Linked DNA regions of Homo sapiens: region 2 is linked to region 1. A link is a contact called in ENCODE Hi-C or POLR2A ChIA-PET data. All regions are on one chromosome and are shown on one strand. The core of a region is the stretch at or near the end of the contact, and the rest is flanking DNA. Distances in the headings are between cores, read along the strand shown. Region 1 overlaps TSPAN5 (tetraspanin 5). Region 2 has its middle 47 kb from the start of TSPAN5-DT.

Region 1 (2,846 bases), core at 124-2,623:
AGTTCCCTGGAGATATACTGGCCAGAGGCACAGATATGAAATGCCTGTGAAGCCTTCATCAGGTCTAAGGGAGCTGAGATGCTCTGAGGAGCCACCCACCATGACCCTTTGAACCATACTTTGTGGGGGAGGCCCGGGTGATTACCTCCTAAACAAGACACATCTGAACGCATTTAACTGGCTAGGTATCAACTTATATGTAATACACCGGCATTTGGTTTCTTTGTTTTGGTTATTTTACATTTACTAGTTTATTATTTTAAAAAATTACAATGGATACAGATGAAGAGATTCACAGGTAAAGGTATGGGGCAAGGGACATGGCGCTTCCATGCCCTTTCTAGAGCACCACCCTACAGGAACCTCCACATGTTCAGCTCATCTGGAAGCTCCACCTGTATCTGGTCTTGTTTGATTTTACCCTACTCGCAAGGTAATAAGTTAGCCTGTTACTGTTTCATAGAAGCTGGCAGAAGACATGAGATTCCCGGGTCAAGGACAAAGGACTTTATTATTCACAGCATGATTCAGACAACACCAGCATCATGTTTACATCAGTCCAATGGAAATAGCGTTGAGGGGCCCAGATGGCAGCTGCACATGCAGTGAGCGTGCATCCAGCTGAGGAACCTATGCTTGGGAAACCTGCTGCTTTATAGTAAGCAGTAAGTGAGAGTAGGTCAGTCTTTGTCCCAGAAAGAGACACTACTTCATCCCTCAAGGCTGCTCATTGCAAACACAACACGAAGAAATGGCCCAGGTAAAGAACGTTCTTGGTATACTCAGTAAGACATGCAGGAGCACAAGAGACCCATGGAGAAGTGTCTCCCAACAATTTGTGTGTATTCCCAAACTTAGATGACTATCCTTACGGGGTTCTTGGTCTCAGCAACTCCTCCACATGAACCCCCTGCTACACTCTCAATGTCATGGGTTACAAAAGCAGCAGTACATGCCTCTCACTGGAAAAGGATTTTGAAACACTGATCTTATCTATGTTATCTATCTATTCTAATCTAATCTAATCTAATCTGAGACAAGGTTTTGCTCTGTCGCCCAGGCCAGAGTGCAGTGGCAAAATCATAACTTACTGCAGCCTTGAACTTCTGGGCTCAAGTAATCCTCCTGCCTCAGCATCCAGAGTAGCTGAGAAAACAGGCACACCCCACTGTGACTGGCTAATTTTTTTTTTTTTTTTTGTACAGACAGGGTCTCATTTTTGTTGCCCAGCCTGGTCTTGAACTCCTGGCCTAAAGCAATCCTCCCACCTCAGCTTCTCAAAGTGCTGGGATCACAGGCATAAGCCATCTCACCTGGTCTCACCCCATAATGTAACTGTTTACTCCAATATCACAGTGTAGGATTCCCCACAAGCATATCCTTCGCTCAATATGGTGACCCAACCCAGCTTTTGCTTCTTTCCTTCCTTTCTGTTTCACTTTCTTCACCATTAGAAACTTATCTATGTTTAGAAATGCACGAGAAATCAAGAAATGAATGACTAGTAGATAGGACAGAAGCTGGTTTCAATCTGGTCAAAACATTGTTCCAGAAATCTTTACTTAGTTAAGGGAAGAAAAACCATTTATGACAGTTAAAGGAAAAGAAAGCACTTATAATAGCTCAGAAAATGAAAAAGGATCAGACAGAATTCCACTTGACAAATGCTCACATTCTGAAAGGCACTAACTTAGGGAAGGGAGGGAGCTTTCCTTTACTATAACATCAATGATTTTTTAAGACATATTTTTACTTCTCAGACAGTGAAGAACAATTTAAAATGCCAGACTCCTTAAACTTCAGCAGCCCATAAAAATCGTTTGCAACAAAAAAAAAACTGTAATCATGCAAATATAAATTCAATTAGAGAATCTGTAACTGCCATAAAAATGAAGTATATATTAATAAATTAAGCAACTTCCTAAACATGCCTATTTTTACACATTACAAATTTTTGCAGAGACCCAGATGGATGCTAACTTTGTTCCTAGGCTAAGAAATTTATTTCAGATTCAACTAACGTATTTCAATTAGTAATTATGGGATAGCTGCTATATTTCAGGTAGTTTTCTAGGCATATTTATATACATGATTTTACGGAAACTGTAATGTTCTGTAGATACTACCATTTTAAAAAAACAAAACAAAACAGGTAGGTCTGTGGCCTGAAAATGATCCCTGAGGTAAGACATAAGAAATGTTGGCGTTGTTATCCAGAAAGGAAGGACTGGCCAGGCCATGTCAGGAATGGACGTGGTGGACAGCTATGGCTACACAGGAGAGGAAATTACAGCCCAGGAGGAGAGGAACATGGCAGCTGCTCTGATGAGAAAACCCTCAGATCCAGTTGCCAAAGGAAAGCATGGAGATACACTCTCCTCCAATGGGTGGGGGACAAAGGAAACAAAGCCTGGCATTAGTGACAAGTTCTATTATACAGGGTACACTTTTCTAACAAGGAAAGTTGAGGGTCCGGACACTGACAACACCTTTTCCCAGGTGACAGTGAACCAAAAGCCCGCAACTCCCCTGAGTGGGTCACCTACTGGTCCCTCAATTATCACGTCAGCATTCACTGAGTGCTCAGGGTTGGATGTACATCATCTCATGGAATCTTCACAATGATCCTAGAGGTCGCCACTAATATTACCCACTTTTTGCCCAAAAGGAGTAGTTCAAAGTGATGAAGTAACCATCCATGGTCACACAGCTTGGACATATCAAGGCCCATGTTTGAATCCAGGCAGTCTCACCCTTAACCACTGTCTTACATGTTGTAATATTCTCTGCCTAGCATTGGGAAGAGGAGGGGAGAAAAAGTTAAATCACAGAAATAAAAAAGTAAA
Region 2 (2,846 bases), core at 170-2,669, 67 kb after region 1:
AAGTTTACCGCAGGGATGGGGCTCTCCTGGAGAACCTCTGCTAGGGCAGTGCAGAAGGGAAATGTGGGGTTGGAGCTCCCACACAGAGTCCCTGCAGGGGCACCACCTAGTGGAGCTGTGAGAAGAGGACCACCATCTTCCAGACCCCAGAATGGTAGATCCACCTACAGCTGCACCATGTCCCTGGGAAAGCTGCAGACACTCAATTCCAGCCCATGAAAGCAGCTTGGGTAGGGAGGCTGTACCCTGAAAACACAAGGATGGAGCTGCCCAAGACCATGGGAAACCACCTCTTGCATCAACATGACCTGGATGTAAGACCTGGAGTCAAAGGAGATCATTTTGGAGCTTTAAAATTTGATTGTCCTATTGAATTTTGGACTTGCATGGGCCCTGTAACCCCTTTGTTTTGGCCAATTTCTCCCATTTGGAACTGTTGTATTTACCCAATGTCTGTATCTCCATTGTATCTAGGAAATAACTACCTTACTTTCGATTTTACAGACTCATAGGCAGAAGAGACTTGCCTTGTCTCAGATAAGATGTTGGACTGTGGCCTTTTGAGTTAATGCTGAAATAAGTTAAGACTTTGGGGGACTATTGGGAGGCCATGATTGGTTTTGAAATGTAAGGACATGAGATTTGAGAGGGGTAAGGGGTGGAATGATATGTTTTGGCTGTGTGTCCCCACCCAAATCTCATCTTGAATTATACTCCCATAATTTCGATGTGTTGTGAGAGGGACCCAGTTGGAGATAATTTAATCATGGCAGAAGTTTCACCCACACTGTTCTTGTGGTAGTGAATAAGTCACATGAGAGCTGATGGCTTTATAAGGGGTTTCTGCTTTTGCGTCATCCTCATTCTGTCTTTGCCTGCTGCCCATCCATGTAAGATGTGACTTGCTCCTCCTTGCCTTCCACCATGATTGTGAGGCTTCTCCAGCCATGTGGAACTGTAAGTCCAATTAAACCTCTTTCTTTTGTAAATTGCCCAGTCTCAGGTATGTCTTTATCAGCAGTGTGAAAATGGACTAATACACCCATGATTCAATTACGTACCAGGTCCTTCTCATGACACCTGGGGATTATGGGAACTATAATTCAAGATGAGATTTGGGTGCGGACACAGCCAAACCATATCAGGAAGAAAGTTATCTAACTACTTAGTAGCCCTGTTGATCTCCTGCCTCCCAGTCTGGTGTCCTCTCATTTATACATACTGGCTCTTCTCAGAGTATCATTTATTGGCTAAGCATTATAATAATGTGATCTCCCAGCAGAGAATACCTTTCTAGGACATATCAAAAAGGTAAACTCTAGAGTTTACTTAAACTCATATCTTCTGTATCAGTCAGGGTGAAGATAAGGTTAAGATAGGCAGGAAGCCACTACTACTGTTTGAGGGGAAGGGGAGGAAGTGGTCATTGGAACTTGAAGAGCTGTGGTTGTACAAGATGCAGCGATCTTTGGTAGAGAAATGTTGCTGTGCATTTACTGCTAACAAGGAGGTATCTGGTCAAGTAAGTGTACCTTCTTCTGGTCTTCTGTTGCTGATGCCTCCCATTGGATGAACCCGACTGGAAGTCAGAGGGCAAGAAAACCTGTTGATGTAGTCCATAGGACCCCAGAACATTGAGTAGAAGGGAAAGGGTAGAGAATAGGTTTGAAGGTGGCCTTATACCAAACTTCATTTTAAAAGTGAAAGCACTCAGAACCTGTATTAGTCATAGTTCTCTAAAGAAATAGAGCCAATAGAATATAGATAGAGAGAGAGCGAGATAGATAAACAGATAGATAGACAGAGATATAGATATATCAGAAGGGATTTACTTCGGGAATTGGTTCACTTGATTATGGAGGCTGAGAAGTCCCACAATATCCTGTCTGCAAGCTGAAGAACAAGGGAAGATGGTAGCATGGCTCAGTCCAAATCCAAGGGCCTGAGGACCAGGGGAGCCAACGGTGTAACTCTCAGTCCTAAGCTGACAGCTTGAAAATTGGGGAGTATCTGGTGCAAGTCCTGGAGTCCAAAGGCCCGGGAGTTCTGATGTCCAAGGGCAGGAGAAGATGGGTGTCCCAGTTCCAGAAGAGAGAGTGAGCAAATTTGCCTTTCTTCTGCCTTTTTGTTCTGTCAGGCCCTCAGTCAACTGGATGGTATGGGCCTGCACTGGGTGAGGAGGGATCTTCCTAGTCCAGTTATTCAAATGCCAGTCTCTTCTGGAACACCCTCACAGACATATCTAGAAACAATGCTTCATCAGAAGTTATCTGCATGTCCCTGAATCCAGTCAAATTGACACCTGAAATTAACCATCCTAGACACAAAGAATTAAATGACTTGTTGCATGTCATTGATAGATATTAGATTCTCACTGTATTTATGACCTAATAATTGGGTTCTATCCACATAGTGATGAAGAATGAGAATACAAGTCTAAACTTGGAAAATCTGCCACAAACAGAACACCTAAAAAAAGTTTTGTTTTTGAAAGAGAGTGATATGCACATCTTCCACAGAATTAGCATTCATTAGGAGTTTTTGTGCTTTGAACTTTGCAAGTCTGATTCATCACATGTTACAAAGAAAATAATCTTAAGATCATGAGTTTTCTTCCTGCTTCTGCCCTAATGATTATCACAGTTTATGGGACATTTAGGAGAAGCTGAAGCAGAGTATTACATTGGAGATGTTTAGTTAAATAAAACAAGATAGCTAAGTCAAAGAACCTTGTTGAAGAGAGTCACAGAATTGCATCCTCAAACATGGATTTTTCATAATTAAAGGACTTTGAGACAACTTTTCAGGCTCATAGAAGTCCACAAGATGGTTCTTAAAAAAATCGA

Evidence for each region. A loop is a pair of places that touch in the nucleus more often than their neighbours do. ChIA-PET counts read pairs that join two places held with the same protein, here RNA polymerase II (POLR2A). Pooled maps may share reads with other maps.
Region 2: a loop to region 1 is called in a pooled map, with 5 times the contacts of the local background. The contact joins two enhancer-like sites. A Hi-C loop is called at or near these places in 5 of 50 pooled maps. POLR2A ChIA-PET finds 5 or more read pairs at or near these places in 3 of 52 experiments (Caco-2, activated T-cell and naive thymus-derived CD8-positive, alpha-beta T cell).

What each region holds. Positions count from the first base shown.
Region 1 is chr4:98,638,303-98,641,148 of GRCh38, forward strand. All of the region lies in intron 1 of TSPAN5 (tetraspanin 5), which reads right to left. Among named protein-coding and RNA genes, the nearest start is that of TSPAN5, 19 kb to the right of the region's middle. RefSeq lists an enhancer at 1,458-1,557. Within about 2 kb of position 1,374, at least 4 of the 41 ENCODE cell types and tissues checked have a DNase peak (open chromatin) inside an H3K27ac peak, as active enhancers do.
Region 2 is chr4:98,704,917-98,707,762 of GRCh38, forward strand. No RefSeq gene overlaps it. Among named protein-coding and RNA genes, the nearest start is that of TSPAN5-DT, 47 kb to the left of the region's middle. Within about 2 kb of position 1,420, at least 2 of the 41 ENCODE cell types and tissues checked have a DNase peak (open chromatin) inside an H3K27ac peak, as active enhancers do.